Regions from separate parts of the Homo sapiens genome. Here region 2 is linked to region 1. A link is an interaction called in ENCODE POLR2A ChIA-PET data of the cell type or tissue named here. Cell type or tissue: K562. All regions are shown on one strand. Links, peaks and the distances in the headings refer to the core of each region. The heading gives the core; the rest is flanking DNA.

Evidence for each region. Peaks named below come from ENCODE experiments on the same cell type or tissue, not always from the same donor. Only the 100,000 strongest peaks of a DNase experiment are listed, where the experiment ranks them.
Region 2: POLR2A ChIA-PET joins it to region 1 with 5 read pairs; 4 of 35 experiments call an interaction of 5 or more read pairs at or near these places.

Annotation. Positions count from the first base shown.
Region 1 is chr9:38,060,363-38,065,362 of GRCh38, forward strand. All of the region lies in intron 1 of SHB (SH2 domain containing adaptor protein B), which reads right to left. Among named protein-coding and RNA genes, the nearest start is that of SHB, 6.4 kb to the right of the region's middle. In K562, for the core only: no CTCF peak of the experiment used is centred there; a DNase peak (open chromatin) is centred at 2,349.
Region 2 is chr9:38,135,162-38,145,839 of GRCh38, forward strand. No RefSeq gene overlaps it. Among named protein-coding and RNA genes, the nearest start is that of SHB, 71 kb to the left of the region's middle. In K562, for the core only: no CTCF peak of the experiment used is centred there; no DNase peak of the experiment used is centred there; H3K27me3 peaks cover 3,109 bases.

The sequences.
Region 1 (5,000 bases), core at 1-5,000:
CAGTGTTTCACCATGTTGGCCAGGCTGGTCTCCAACTCCCGACCTTAGGTGATCCACCTTGGCCTCCCAATGTGCTGGGATTACAGGAAGTGCTGGGATTACAGGCATGAACCACCGACCTGACTTTAGACAAGTGACTTAACCTGTCTGTGCCTTGGTTTCCTCATATGTAAAAATGAAAATAGAAGTAGCAGTAGTAGTAGCTACCTCAAAGGACTGTAGTGAGGAGTAAAGTTACATACAAAGCACACAGAACTGCACCTAGCTCAGAGTATGTATAATAAAAGTATTAGCTAATATTACTGTAGTGGAAAACTCCCTTAATTCAAGTGATTGTACCTTTTTTACTCAAATACCTCCTCCTCACCCTGCATCTCCTGTGGCTCCATGAAATCAAGGCCCTGCCCAGAACAGTCTCTGTGCCAAGACAGCTTTTAGCTCACCCACACCACTTTATTTACAGATAAATTCTGACATACAGATGTGGGTTTCAACCTTGGTTCCTGTGTCCTCAACCAAAAGATAAGCTTTTCAGGGGCGGGCACTATCCAGGCCCTGGTTCATCCCTGTATCCACACAGCTCCTGATGGTGGCCTGCATATAGCAATTGCTCAGTCAGCACAGGCCAAATGAAAGCTAGGAAGTCAGAGACGACCACCACCTTTGTCCTGCGGAAAATGCACAACCTTCTGGGCACAGTGGCTCACACCTGTAATCCCAGCACTTTGGGAGGCCAAGGCAGACGGATCACTTGAGCCCAGGAGTTTGAGATCAGCCTGGGCAATAAAAAAATACAAACATTAGTTGGGTGTGCTGGCGTGTGACTATAGTCCCAGCTACTTGAGAGGCTGAGGTGGGAGAATCGCCTGAGCCTGGGAAGTTGAGGCTGCAGTGAGCTGTAATCGTGCCACTCACTCCAGTATGGGGGACAGGAGTGAGATCCTGTCTCAAAAAAAAAAAAAAAAAGAAATAGAAAATACATCACCCCTACCACCACCATCAACCAACCTCACAAAGCCACAGGGTGTGTTGCCGTCAGCCAGCCAGCATGCGAGCTCTGTTGGAAAGTCACACGTCCCAGTTTATTTTCTAGGGCCAAGCCTGGCCTACCCATTCCCCACAGGCCACCACTTCTGGGCTCTCCCAGCACAAGCTAAGCTAATCAGGGGAAGGCTTGACCACAGGCAAGTTAGACCTTGCTGACTGATCAGAAGAAACCACAGCTGTTTCAGATTTGACTTTTAAAGCTAATTTTTATGGGTCAGAAATGCTCTGGGGGCAAAGAGAGGATAGGGTCAAGTCATGGGGGTTAAGCCCTGGGGTAATCAGTCATGTTCTGAGATTGTCAGATTAGAGAGGACAGTCACCTGATCTCCTTCAAGGAAACTTAAGTTCCTTGTTGATCAGGGCCAATGTACCGCCAGTCTCTTCCTCCAAACAGAGCACACACAGCCCGGCAAATCCTTGAAGGGAAGGAATGCTTGGTGTTAGAATGAGAAGACATGACAGTTACAAGACTCACGTTTTGTGCAGCTGTCCCTTGGGATGTGCCAACTCTGTGCTCAGAATTTCTCTATAAAATAACTCAAGTGCTGCATTAACATCTCATTTCTGGAACTCTGAGGCAGATGGGAGACAGAGAAACAGAAAAGCCAGCTCTAGGGCCTCTTCTAGGGACACCAAAGCAAAGGCTGAAAGCGGAGAAATTACAGCAGAGGGATGCAAGAAGAGTAGCATTAAGTAAAGGGGAGGAGGAGACATGTAACATATATTCCAGTAAATATCCAAGCCTCATACTACTTATTTCCATTGAAACCACGGAAAATAGAGGAAGCATATAGGTTTTGAACTCAAGACTGCACTGGTGTGATCCTTGCTCTATCACTTTGCAGCTGTGTGACATTAGGCAAGTCATCAACCTCTCTAAGCCTCAGTTTCTTTATCCGGAATATGGGGATAAGGTAGATGATGGCATCGAAGGCCCTAATTAATGGCTTGCCTGTATCCCTGCCCTTTGCCATGGGACACTGCAGCTCCTCCTCTCTCCTTGAATTGTGGCTGGCCTTATGATTTGCTTTAGTCAACAGAATGCAGCAGAAGGGTCACCATGCCAGTTTCCAACCTCAAGAGACCTTATGCGCTCCTGCTTTTTCTTGGAACCCTGCTGCCGTCATATGAACATGTGCTGGAGGAGGAGAGACCACACGGAACAGAGCTGAATTGTTGCAGCCCAAGGCCATCCTAAACCAGCCCACCAAACACGTAAGAAAGCCTAGCCAGGATCAGCAGGGCTGCATACCCACCCCACCCCCAGTGACTGCAAAGGCATGAGTGAGCCCAACTGAGACTAGAAAAATGACTCAGATATGCAGGCTCTTGGCTATAATAAAACCTTATCGTTTAAAGCAGGGGTTGGAAGCTAGAGCGCACAGGCCAGCTGCCTGTTTTTGTAAATAAAGTTTTATTGGGATACAGCTGTTCCCATTAATTTCCATATTGTCTATGGCTGCTTTCAAGCTACAGTGGCAGAGCTGAAGAGCTACAATAGAGACAGCATGGCCCACAATCAAACCACGGGCGGTTTTGGGGTGATTTGTTATGTAGCAACAGCTAATACAGTACTCAAGCCTCTCCCAGTGGGACAGTGAGGATTAAATGACCGATTAAGTGGTTACTATGAAGCCTGGGGAATGTATTTCCCTTCTGGGGAATCAACCAGGAAAAACTGGATTTGATACGCAGCATTTCTCTCACACTGCTTTCAGGGGATGGGACTTCAAAGGGGAAAGTGTCCCAAGCCAAACCACAGCTATCAAGTGCAACCCTGACCTTTGCCATTAGTGATATTTTAAGAACTGGAGAGTGTGGCTGTTCATCAAATGGGAATGACTGACAACTCATGTTTGACCCCGGCTTCAATCAAGCCCTACATCAATGATTTTATGTGAAACAGGACAAATGATAATTCACAACTCCGCAGCAAGGCACATGGGACTTTCTTCCCTTTGTGGGCTCCAACCTCCTTCTGCAGTCTCCCACCACACCTGCCCTGCTGCCCCCAGCCATCCTCTCCAGCCTCCAGGCCATGGCACAGGCTGCTTTATTCCTTCTGCATGAAAAGCCCTCTTCCCCACTCCCCTGCCTTGGGAATTCCCACTCAGCCTTCTACACTCAGCTCAAGAGTGGCCTTCTGCTGAAGGCCCTCTTTGGCTTCCCAGCCAAGTTCAGGCCCTCCCAACCCTGTGCACACACTTCTGGCATTCCTCGGGTTGTGATATTGTCTCTCTGGTTGTATCTGTCTCCCTGACTAGACCGGGAGAAGCTGGTATTCAACTGCAAACTGAGAAGCTTCCTTTTTGGAAAGTTAGCCACCACTTACTTCTCTCTGAATTCCCTCTGCCTAGCAGGCAGTTTAGAAACTGTTTGCTGGATGTTTTTTTTTTTTTTTTTTTAAAGTTAGACATGATATTATTTATTCTGTAACTATGGAAAAAGTGTTATTTAACTCAACTCTGGATGCTGACAAAATATAAAGTGTTGGTACACATTAGTATGTATTTAAAACCTGGGAAAACTGATGTCATGATGCTCCTGACTTAGTTGTGGTGGAAACAACATTTATTTAATTATAATAAAAGAAACAAGACTTCAGCAGAAAATATAACTGGATGAGACCTGTTTGGCTGCACAAAAGGAGACCTACCAAAGTAACTGGCCTCTTTTGTCATCATTTTTTTTTTTTTTCATAAAGCACAACTTGAAGGAATACTGTGTCTACCTATTCCAGTTTCGTTTTCTCATCCCAGGAGCTCGGGACCTCACCGTCTCTCACCAGAACTACAACTGTCCCCTAACTTTGATCCTATTTTCCCCAGATTTTGGCAGCTGTTTATAGCCTGGATGCCCCTCCACCATGGCTCTGAGTACATCCCTTCCCTGGCTCAACAACCTTCAAGGTCTCCCCTGTGGGGTCCAACTTCAAGCCCCTACCTCTCTCACACTGTCATCTCTCATTCCCCAAACAAGGCCCAGCTGCATGAAAGTGCTGCTTTCCAAGAACAGGCCTCACATTGAGATTTTATACACATACACACACGTCTATGTTCACACACATGTATACACTTACATATACACACCCTGACACATAAGCACTCCTGCAGCGTGCAGTCACCCTCTCCCCTGAGCTGAGATTCCACTTCCAACCCTAGATCCAGCTCAAAGCCACCTTCTAGGTGATGAACTTCCCAAATTCTTCAAGATAAAAACACTGGGAAACAAAGGATGAAATTCCTGTCAATCTCCTCCAGGAGCTCAGGCCAGAGATCATGGACAAGTCTCCTGCATCCTTCACTACCTCCCCTCCTCACTCACACTTGTACCAAGACATCTCTGAGTACAAAGTAAATGCTGGAAAAAGTGGGCTATGTTAGGGGAGAAACCAGTAGAGTAAGGCTAGTTTCTCTTCCAAATAATTCTAAATGGAAAAGTTGGCAGGGTGCCGTGGTTCTCACTTGTAATCCCAGCACTTTGGGAGGCCAAGGCAGGAGGATTGCTTGAGCCCAGGAGCCTGGGCAACACAGAGAGACCTCCTCTCTACAAATAAAAAAAATTAGCCAGGCGTGACAGTACATGGCCCCAGTTACTCAGGAGGCTAAGGCGGGAGGATTGCTTGAGGCTGGGAGGTTGAGGCTGCAGTGAGCCATAACTGCACTCCAGCCTAGGTGACAGAGTGAGACCTCTAACAATAGATAAAGACTAAATGAGGTGCCAGAAGTGGTTTTCCTGGATCCATGAGTGAGGGGCAGAAGGAAGGCCGGATCTACAGTGTGCCTGGCCTCCCAAAAGCTGTCTGGCTGGAAATAATGTGAAAACAACTGCTTCCTGACTGCCTGATGGGGTGGAGGTGGAGGGGTGCTGGCCCAGGATCAGGAGGTAGCCACACACAGATGGCAGAAACAAGGGCATCCAGAGTCTCTGCATCCCAAGGCTGCCCTGACCAG
Region 2 (10,678 bases), core at 3,340-8,339, 78 kb after region 1:
GTAACAGTCTTGAAATCTCAGTGGTTTGACATGGTGAGTTCCCAGGAGAGGGCCCTGGCCTTGGCCAACATGGTCTAGTTGGGGCAGAAACAACTCTTCATCTATCTCTGCAGGGTGAAGGTGCATAATCCACAAATCATTTCTCTCTGCCCTTGGGCTGCACTGGAGCCTACATTTATATATGGGAGTGTTTACCCAGGGAACTTACAGGGGATCCACCAGGAGGCTCACTGGGTGCAGCAAAGCCAGGAGAAGCCCCTTCCTCCTGCCTCCCCTTCCTCCTGCCTCCCCTTCCTGACTCCTCCCATTCTCCTTTCCCTGGGGCCTGAGGCAGCACAGCTGACTCTTAGATCTCAGCCTCTTCCCACAGCACAGGTGTGACTTGGCTGGGCCATGCCTTCCTTGGAGTAGGGAAAGGATTATTTCTATTCAAACCCCCCTCACCCTGCTTTTCCAGGACACATAAAAGATGCAGGCTGTACACTGGGGATGGTGGGAATGGTGGCAGGGTTGGCACTGGGAAGTGGCCTATGTCTTGTCCTTGGCTCCTTGGCTGCCTGTGATGACTGAGGATTACAATTTGCGTGGATGGGACTGTTTCTCTCTCTCTTTCTCAGGCTAACCATCAAATGCCCCAGGTAAATGAGACAATGAGATTATTGAGCTGCACCATCCCTGGGAGACTGAGGACCTAGAATCATTCCCAGGGTAAAGGCTCCAGAAGGCAGGGTTCTCAGCAGCCCTGTGGCCCTGCCCCTCATTGTGCAAAGGACAGACCTGGGCCTGGAGAGGGGAGGGGACTAACCGGGGGGCACACGGTGGGCCAGGGTCTCCTGACTCCCAGCCATGGCTTCCCTGTCACCCTGTTCTCCTGAAACCTCCCTCAAAGGTGTCTGTTCTTTGGGCTTGTCCCCTGGGTCTCTTTTCCCTGTCATCAAAGGGGGCCAAGATGAAGTGGGAGGAGGAGAGGTGGTGGGATGGATGCAAAGAGAGAGGCCTTTTTAGGCTGCAGGAACCTCCACAGGACACTGGAGTCAGAGACCTTCTCCATGAGGTTCTTATCTCTGGGGGGACCCCCAAATCGCCCTGCTGTCTGAAGGGAGGGGCCTTGGGCAGGATGGCAAGCATCAGTTTCTGGCTGTGCCTAGGACTGGAATGGGGTCCCAGGCTGCCACATGGCTGTACGTCTCTGATGTGTATGCTGCCCTCTCTCCCCCTGCCCCTGGGAATTCCCTGTTCCCTTTCCCTTCCCATCTAACAGAGGAGTCCTCCTCCATCAGAGTTGAAAGCGCCCTTAGAAGCCATCCAACCCCCTCAATTTACAGCTGGAGAAAGAGAGGTTCAGAGAGAGGAAGGGGCTTTCATGTGTTTGTACTGCCAGTCAGGGCAGAGCTGAGACTGGAGCCTGAGGCTTCTGCACTAGCTAGGGGTTTTCCAATGTGCTCCGGGCTGACTCTTGCCCATTCTCTTATCTTGTCTCATCTTGTCTCATCTCATTAAGGATGAGGGGCTAGAGAGAGAGCACTGAGATGGGATCTTGAAATTGACTTCTGAACAGCTCTTGGCTTGTACAGTGAGAGAAACACTTCCCCCACCCCCTCACCCAAGCCCAGAAGTGAAAACCACCCCTGGCCTCCATTCCAGTTACCCCTCCTTGCTGGCCAGGCTGTCTCTGTGGGGTCCCAGGAAAAAGTCGTGGGCAGGGGACAAGTGAGGAATAGGAATGGGCCACTCCTTTGGGGAGGAAACTCCACTGGGCTTGAGCTCCTGGAACCAAGGAGGACAGACTGGCAGCTGCCTGTTGGGATAGGTTCTTCGGAATTTCATGGAGTTCTTTAGAATGGAAGGCAGAGGGAGGAAAGCATCTGAGATTGGGTCCAGGGAAGAAGGAGCAGGGGCAATGGCAAAGGCCTCTTGTTGCCCCAGGTGGATGAGAAGGTATATTTGGGGACTCTTCCTACAGGGAGTCTTCCAAGCTTGACTTTAGGGTTCCTTGCAGCAAAGACCAAAGTCAGAATAAAAAGTCAGAATACACTTGGTTCACTCTGTCATTTATGGTCAGGATGCTTTTGGCTGTCACAGAAACCCCACTCAAAAAAGCTTAGGCCAAGGCCAAAGGGAATTATTGAAAAGATACTGGGCTTTTCCATGTCACGAAATCATGGAAAGGCCTTGCTCATGTCAACAGATCACGTCCCTATAGCTGAATGCAGCCAGGACTGTCTTTCATCTCTGCTTATCTTTGTGTCAGCTTTGCCTCTGATGGCTTCTTCCACACTAGAGGACACAGTGCTGACCACTCTCCAGTGTCCCACAGCTCAGAGCTTTATACCAAGAGACAGACGGTTCCTCTTTCCCCAGGTCCTATTGGGGAAATCCCTAGAAGGACTCAAACTGGCCTGGGCTGGGTCCGGCAGCCACCCATGGCCTGAACCGTGAGGTGTTGGGAACTGTCTGCAGAGGACAGAAAATCACAGTGAGTCTGGGAACCTCTTTCGAGGGAGCCCTCTCTAGTTAATTTCTTTAGAATGTTTGTTAATGTCTCCTACATGCCACACCTGGCCATAGCTGAACTGTGAGCAGCCTCAGATTTAGGGTGACCACAGTTTAACAGAGGAGCAAAGCACAAGATAGTAAGTTCTTCAGGCCTGAAAGAGAGCAGATATGGTGCTCTGGGAAGACAGTGATTTTAGAATCAGGTGGAGAGAGCAGAATGTCCAAAAGCTTGGGGGAAACTGTGAGCTTCTAGCTCACTGGGAAGGCAGCAGGCGATGAGACTTGGGAACAAGGCTATGGAGCTTCAGATTTGACCTAGAGACAGGGGGAGCCATAGGAGGCAGGGAGGGGATGGGGTCAGACTTGTCCAATTATGTCCTATAGAGCCTAGTGCTATGTTGGACATCAAGTTGCTAAGTGGCCCTGTTTTAGGAATTCCCTTTCAATGATGTGTGGAGAGGAGAGCCTGAGATTGCAGACAGGGGAGTGGATGGGTAGGAAGCCACAGGCATATCCTAGGGTAGTCTCAGCACACCAATGCACAATTATGGAAACACGATTATTAGCAGAATTGAGCTCCTTTGTTTTGTGCAGTTATGGGAGCCAGGAGACAGCCACTACTCTATAAGAAAGGGAAAAAAGATTGCTCTGTGAAACTGAATTCATCAGCTGAAGAAGCTGCATTTGGTCTAATTCTAACATTTCACTCAGCTTTCCTTCTCTGGCCCTACTCTTCAAAACCTTCCGGTCCTCCAGAGTAGGCTGTTCCCACCGTCAGCAGCATAGAAGAATGCAGAACAAAGTTCTGCCTCCCTAAGGCAAGGAGGAAACTCTTGTCAGGCAGGAGAGCACTTGAGGACCTGGGGGAGGAGGGCAGAAGAAGGGCGGACACAGGGATTCTGGCTTCCCTCCCCGGGGACAGGAAAAACACAGGGCATCTTCCTGGAACATCAATTGTTATCAAAGATTTCAAGAGAAAAAAATTCATAAATCATTTTAATACTAAGATCAGATGGATATATTATGGAGTAGAATGCAAGTTTTGCATGCTTTTAAAAAAATTATGGTAAAATACACGACAAAATTTTACCACCTTAACCATTTTAAAGTGTTCAGTTCAGTGGTGTTAAATATATTTCCATTGTTGTGCAACTGTCACGACCATCCAGTTTTATAACTCTGCTATCTCGCAAAACTCAAACTCTACCCACAAAACAATAACTCCCTGTTCCCCTTCCTCTCATCCTTTGGCAAACACCATTCCACTTTCCTTCTCTACGAATTTGACTACTCTAGATGTCTCATAGAAGTGGAATCATACAATACTTGTCTTTTTATGACTGGCCACTTTTGTTTAGCATAATGTCCTCAAGATTCATCCGTGTTGAAGCAGGTGTCAGGATTTCCTTCCTTTTAAGTTGGAATAATACTCCGCTGTGTGTACGTATGCCACGTTCTGCTTATCCATCCAGCCATAGGCGGACATTTGGGTGGTTTTCCCTTTTGGCTGTTGTGAATAATGCTGCTATGAACACGGGTGCATAAATATCTGTTCAAGACCCTGCTTTCAACTCTTTTGGGTATTTACCAAGAAGTGGAATTGCAGGATCATGTGGTGTTATAATTCTTCAATTCTTCCTCTTTTTTTTTTTTTTTTGAGACAGAGCTTCGCTCTTGTTGCCCAGGCTGGAGTGCAATGGTGTGATCTCAGCTCACTGCAACCTCAGCCTCCCAGGTTCAAGTGATTTTCCTGCCTCAGCTTCCTGAGTAGCTGGGATTACAAGTGTGCACCATCATGACTAGCTAATTTTTTGTGGGGTTTGTTTGTGGGTTTTTTTTTTTTTTTTAATTTTAGTAGAGACGGGGTTTCACCACATTGGCCAGGCTGGTCTCAAACTCCTGACCTCAGGTGATCTGCCCATCTCGGCCTCCCAAAGTGCTGGGATTACAGCGTGAGCCACCACGCCCAGCTGGTATTATAATTCTATGTTTAATGTTTTTTAGGAACCACCACACTGTTTTCCGTAGTGGCTATGCCATTCATTACCCTCAACGTGCATGTATCTTCCATATTCTCACTAACACTGGCCATTTTCTGTTTTTCGATACTAGCCATCTTAATGGGAGTGAGGTTTTAGCATACATTGTTAAAAGGAAAAGACATATCTCACCTCTGATGGCTGCTTTGAGTCTCATTCTCAGAGCCTCAGGGCTTTCAGAGCAGAAAGAGAAAGCATCCCAAGCCTGGGTGCAGCACTTAGTGGGTCTGCAGGAGTCGCTTACCCTTCTCCTCCTGTTCTTTGCAGCTTGCTTTCACAGCCTTGAGGGCAGGATAGGCCACACATAAGTGTGACATGCAGCAGAATGAAATGCCTTTTATCATCAAGAGTCACAGCCTTAAGCTCAGAGGACTGGGAATCTCTCCCACAATCCGGAAGGCAGGACATCCAGAAGGCAGCTTCATGGAGGAGTGAGATCAAGCTGGGCAGTGAAGGCAGAGAGGACTTTTCAGGTAGGAAGTGGTCTTAGAGGAGAAGAAGGCTGCACCTGAGCAAAGGCCTGTAGGTGGAGAGAAGGAAAAGGGTTTTTCCTTCTTAGTTACACAAGCAGGTTTGAAGGATTCCAGCGGGCTCTGGACTTACCCCTATCCTCCCTACCCCACCAGCCTAGTTGAGCCTTCCTCTCAGTAAGGGATGCCAGCGTCTTTTGGCTCCTTCTCCAGCCCTCCAGATCACCCCCTCTTTCTCGAAATGCTTTCCTTGCCTCCTTGACACCTGGCTCTTTCTATTTTTCTCCTCTCCTTAGGCTGTTTCTCCTTGTCTCCGCCAATTCTTCTTTCAGCTCCTGAAGAGTTTCCAAGGGAGAGGACTTGGCAGCTGTCTGCATATGATGTCCTTGTGCAAACCTGCGATTGAGATCCCAGGGAAGGGGCTGTCAGCAGTTGAAGGGGTGACTAGCCCTGTGAATGTACGCTTAAGTTTTGGTGCCTTCTGGATGTCCCCAGGCAGGAATCTCTGCCTTCTCACCTCCTTTACCCTAGATAAGGCAGCCTTTCAGCTGAGCTGAATTGATTCAAGCTCTCAAAGTCATCTGATTAAGGGGACAGTACCTGATGGCATCAAGCAAAGGTGTCAGGGGTCTTGTGATGGAGACAGACACGAGTTCGCCCGGCACCCACACAAAAAGAGGAGAGCTGGATTTGGGAAGAGGCAGTTATAGTCACTGTGAAAGGCAGTGTGGGAGATGCACCTCATTGCTACGGGAACTCAGAGGAGGAAGACATCAATCCAGCTTTGAGGTGAGGCTTCAAGTAGACTTGACAACCTAGCTGGGGAGATGAGCTGTATGAATCCACACATGGAAACTAACCAAAGGCATATGTTCTCAGAGGCATCAGAGTTACAAATAAGTTCTTTGAGTATCGGAAGAAGAAGGCATTTTTATCCTACTTGGGAATGAAGGTGGCACCACAATTTCCTGGATGGAGTGAATTTGATCCATGCCTTGGCAGGATGGAAGCAGAGACGAGGTGGAAATAGAATGACTAGGGAAGAGAGTGAGTGGAATCCCAGGGCAGAAATGCATGCAGTATGTCCAGTGAGCAGTAGATGATCCAGGGTGGTTGGAGCCTTTTGGTGATGGGGAGCCATAGAAAGTTCTTGAGGAGTAGGGTGATGGGCTTGGAGGTGTGCAGTGATTGGCGAGTTGCTTCTCATAGCAGTGTTGGGACTGCCATTAGCTGAAAGTATTAGGTTTGGGAAAGGTGAAATCCAATCTGCATGGACTCATCAGCAATGATTTCTGGGCTAGTGAAGGGGGAGGAAGTCTAACCCTTTGGAAAGCACTTGCTTGAGGCACTGATGCACAGCTCCTGCATAGCGGATCCTCAGTCTTTCTAAAGATGCCGTTTTAACCTAGTTTCCTGGAACTCGTACAACTGAATACAGTATTTGATGTTTACAAAATTGAATTGGAAAATCTCAAACAAGGCAGAAAAAGCTATTATTTCAAGCTTTCTGTTGGCTCTGTTTTAGCTTGTGTGTCTAGTGGCTGGAGAGGCTGGGAAAAGACCGTGGTGGAGGAGCTAGGTGGCTGGAGGCAGGGAAGACAAAGGATTCAGTTCTGGACGTGTTGAGGCTGAGATTCATGGTGGCTTGCAAGTGGAGATATCCAGCAGACTGTCGTGCTTATAAATTTGAAGCTTCGGATAGTGGTTTAGGAGTATATTAGCCAGCATTCTTCTAGTTATGAGTCATAATCCTAACTTTAACTGTCTCAAGTCAGAAAAGCAATTTATTGGCTCTTGTTAGTGGAAAGTCCAGGGGTTGGTTGGTTCTGATGTTAGGCATGGCTGGACCTAGGGGTTCAGTGATGTTTAATGATGTCAGTTATAGCCTGTCTGTCCATCTCTCTGTCTCTCCGCATCTCAGTTCTGCTGGGCTGTATTTGGCTTCATTCTGCATGTAGGTTCTCTCCACCAGATAAGGCTTAGTGTCTCCAGGGGAAAGAGGCTAATTTCTGCCAGCAGCAGAGTTCTGGGGGAACTCTGATTGGCCTGGATCAAGAATGAATAAGAGTGCCCCAGTCCTAAAGTTAGAGGACAGGGCCATTGTGATTGGCAGTTCCCCTGTGACCATGTGGAATTGAGAATGAGCAATTCCCCAAAGCAGAAGTGAGGTGTCATTCCTAGGAATGTATGCTGGATCAAGAAACAGTACAGCATCCACAGGCTGTGTCAGGGTGTCTTCACTACACAAGTGAGGATTCTGCAGCACAAATAGATGAGATCATCTAGGGAGACTGTATATAGATAAGAGAGAGAAGGGCTAGAGCTTAATCTGCCAGAGTTCAGGGAGGAGACTGGCCAGGAAGAGGCTTCCAGGAGCTGGGAGAGTCTGGAAGGGTCCAGGGTGATCCAAGCCTCAGGAGGAGATAATGAGGAAGTAATCCTCTTCAGAGAGCTCCAGTGATATGGTAATGGAAAAGTAATTTTACAACCGAGTGACTGGAGAGCTTGGAAAAAGCTGGGGACAAGGGGGTGATGGGATGGAAGCCAGCTTGGAGGGGCTATGAAAGGAACAGGGAGTGCTGGAGCCAGAGAGGTTGCTGAGTTTTTGTTTTTGATTTAATGAGGAGACACCTGATGTGTTAATGCTCAAGGGAGAGGATGAAGTTTGGGGAGAGGGAGGGGATTCTGGAGTAGATGGCAGGGCTGGAGTTAAGGACAGAGGCAGCAGGATTACCTTTGTCTCCACAAGACCCTGCTGTATACAGCTGCATGACATGCACAGCAGAGTCCATCTTGTTCACTTAATATTATATGCATTTCCCATTTGCAATGTAGTATTCATACTTATCTTTTAAAGTTAGTTTTTAAATGACAAAAGCAACACATGCATATGGTAAAACAAAATGCAAACAGTTCAGAAGGAATAAAAGATGAAAATGAAAGTCTTCTCCATCCTCCCTCAGCCTGCCTTCCTGTAGGGAAACTGCTTTTCATTAGTTTCTTGGGAATTCTTCCCAAAATTTTTAATGCATATACAAGCATATATGTGCATATATTTTAAAATAGACAAGTGGGATCCTACTGTGCATACTGTTCTGCACCTTGCTTTTTCACTCAATGCTGTATCTTGGAGATACTTCCTTATTAGCATATAGAGAGAGCTCACTCCCTTTCAAGAGCGGGATGCTGTTCTGTTGTGGGGATGGAGTAGGGCTTGTTCGACAGTTCTCTACTATGTGGACTTTCTATTGTTTCTAATCTATTGCCATTAAAAAGAATACTGCAATATACCTTTTAACATACTTATTTTTGTGCACAGGTGGAACTATTTTTGTACATAAAATTCTTAGGAATGGAATTATCGGAGTTAAAGAATATATACATTTAGAAGTGTGATAGGCAATGCAAAACTGCTCTTCAAAGAAGTCACATACATGTGAATATTTTGGAGCTTAAGTAGGAGATACACAGGTGTTTGTTATATTACTGCCCATATTTTTTGTATGCTTGGATAGTTTACCCACATATGCACAAGAAGTCACAATATTTACACTCCCACAAACAGTAAATAAACATGCCCTCATTTTCCCAAAAGGACATTAATGAGATTTTAAATCTTTGTCCATTTGAAGGGTGGAAAATGGTATATCCCTATCACTTTAATTGCATTTATTTAATCATGAGGGTGGCTGATCATTTTTTCAGTAAATTGCTTTTGCATTTCCATTAAGTCATACTTTAATGCCTACAGACAGTTTCATTTTATACATGTGCCTTAATTTACTTAACTCTCTTCTTGTGGGTTATTTATATGGTTTCTGAACAACTGTGAATATCTTTGTACGTGAAGTTTTTTCTCTTCTCTTTTTTGAGTTTTTTCTTCAGTGTACCATTCCAGAAGATGAATTGCTGGGTCAACAGTGTGAACATTTTTATGACTCAATATATATTGTCAAACTGCTTTCTCAAAGGGCAGTACAATACACAGTACCCCCAATTTTATTATTCTCTTCTCAGGATTAGGTATTGTAAATACAAATTAATTATTTTCTAATTTTATAGGTAAAAATGAGGGCTTAATTTCATTTGTATTTTTCTTATTCCCAGTGAGGTTGAATATTTTAATATGTTTGTTTATTAATTGCATTTCACCTCTCTGAACTGTCTTCCTTTCTGCTCATTTACTGATAGCACATTCTTATACAAAGGAAATAAGATGATATCTTATCAGGGAAACCTCTTTCCTCAGGCCCTGTGACATTCTGGGAAATTATTGACTGATATCAGATTATCAAAGTCAATCTTTTACATGAGAAAACTGGGGAGGGAGTGATTGAAAAGACTTAGGCGATACAGAGTGAAGACAGATGGGAGAACTGAATGAGTTAGACTCTAGGTAATGATGTGGGTTGCAGATATGAGGGAGGTGGGAAAGAATTTATGAGTCAGGATGGAAATTCCTGGGTAGCATAGAGAACATGGAGGGCTCAGGGTTCTCCACCTCTCAGCTTCCAAATGGAGCCCTCTGGGTGACCCGGACAGCAGTGGCTGGGTTTCAGAATGCCGACCTGGATGTTATCATTTCTGCCATGTGCTGCAGACTTGAAAACAGATTGGACCGAGGAAGGATTTTGCTTAAGCTTTGGGTGAGCAGTTACTGAGCACCGTCCCCTTCTTTATCCAGACAGCCATTTAGTTTCACCATTGTTAAACAATCTCTGTTATTTAATTTGATATCTAGATTCATTGGTATTATACTTTCTATTTCTTTTATTACTAATTTTCATAGATTTCTTTGATCACTTCATATATATATGTATACACATATGTATATATATACACACGTGTATATATATATACATGTGTAGTATCGATTCCTACTATTTTATTACTGTTCATACCTTCATTTCTGTGTGTGTGTGTGTGTGTGTGTCTGTGTGTGTGTATATTCACCTCTTTTGGGGGGAATTGACTGTTCATATTCATTTTTCTTTCTTTTGGATATTATTTTATTCATTTTCAAGTAATCTTTATATATTAAAGTTATAAGATTGTCATATTTTTCACAACATTATTTTTAATTTATTTGCGTTTAATTTTGTTTGTTTCTTTCACTTTTTTTATTTTTCTTTTGAGATGGAGTCTCACTCTATCACCCAGGCTGGAGTGCAGTGGTGCAATCTCGGCTCACTGCAACCTCTGCCTCCCAGGTTCAAGTGATTCTCCTGCCTCAGCCCCACCACGCCCCACCATGCCTGGCTAATTTTTGTATTTTTAGTAGAGACGGAGTTTCACCACTTTGGCCAGGCTGGTCTCGAACTCCTGATCTCAAGTGATCTGCCTGCCTTGGCTTCCCAAAGTGCTGGGATTACAGGCTTGAGCCAATGCACCTGGCATCACTTTTTGTTACTGAAATGCACAATCGAGCTTGTCTAATCTGTGGCCCACGGGCTGCATGCAGCTCAGGACAGCTTTGAATGTGGCCCAACACAAATTCCTGAACATTCTTAAAATATTATGAGATTTTGTTTGTTTGTTTTTAGCTCATCAGCTTTTGTTAGTGTTAGTGATGGCGGTGGTGGCCTGGCTGCTGCCATGATACTGGCTGCAGTGGGGGCGGGGTAGCCAGGGCTGCCCGCTCCACAGAGCCAGTGAGAGCTGGGAACAGGCAGA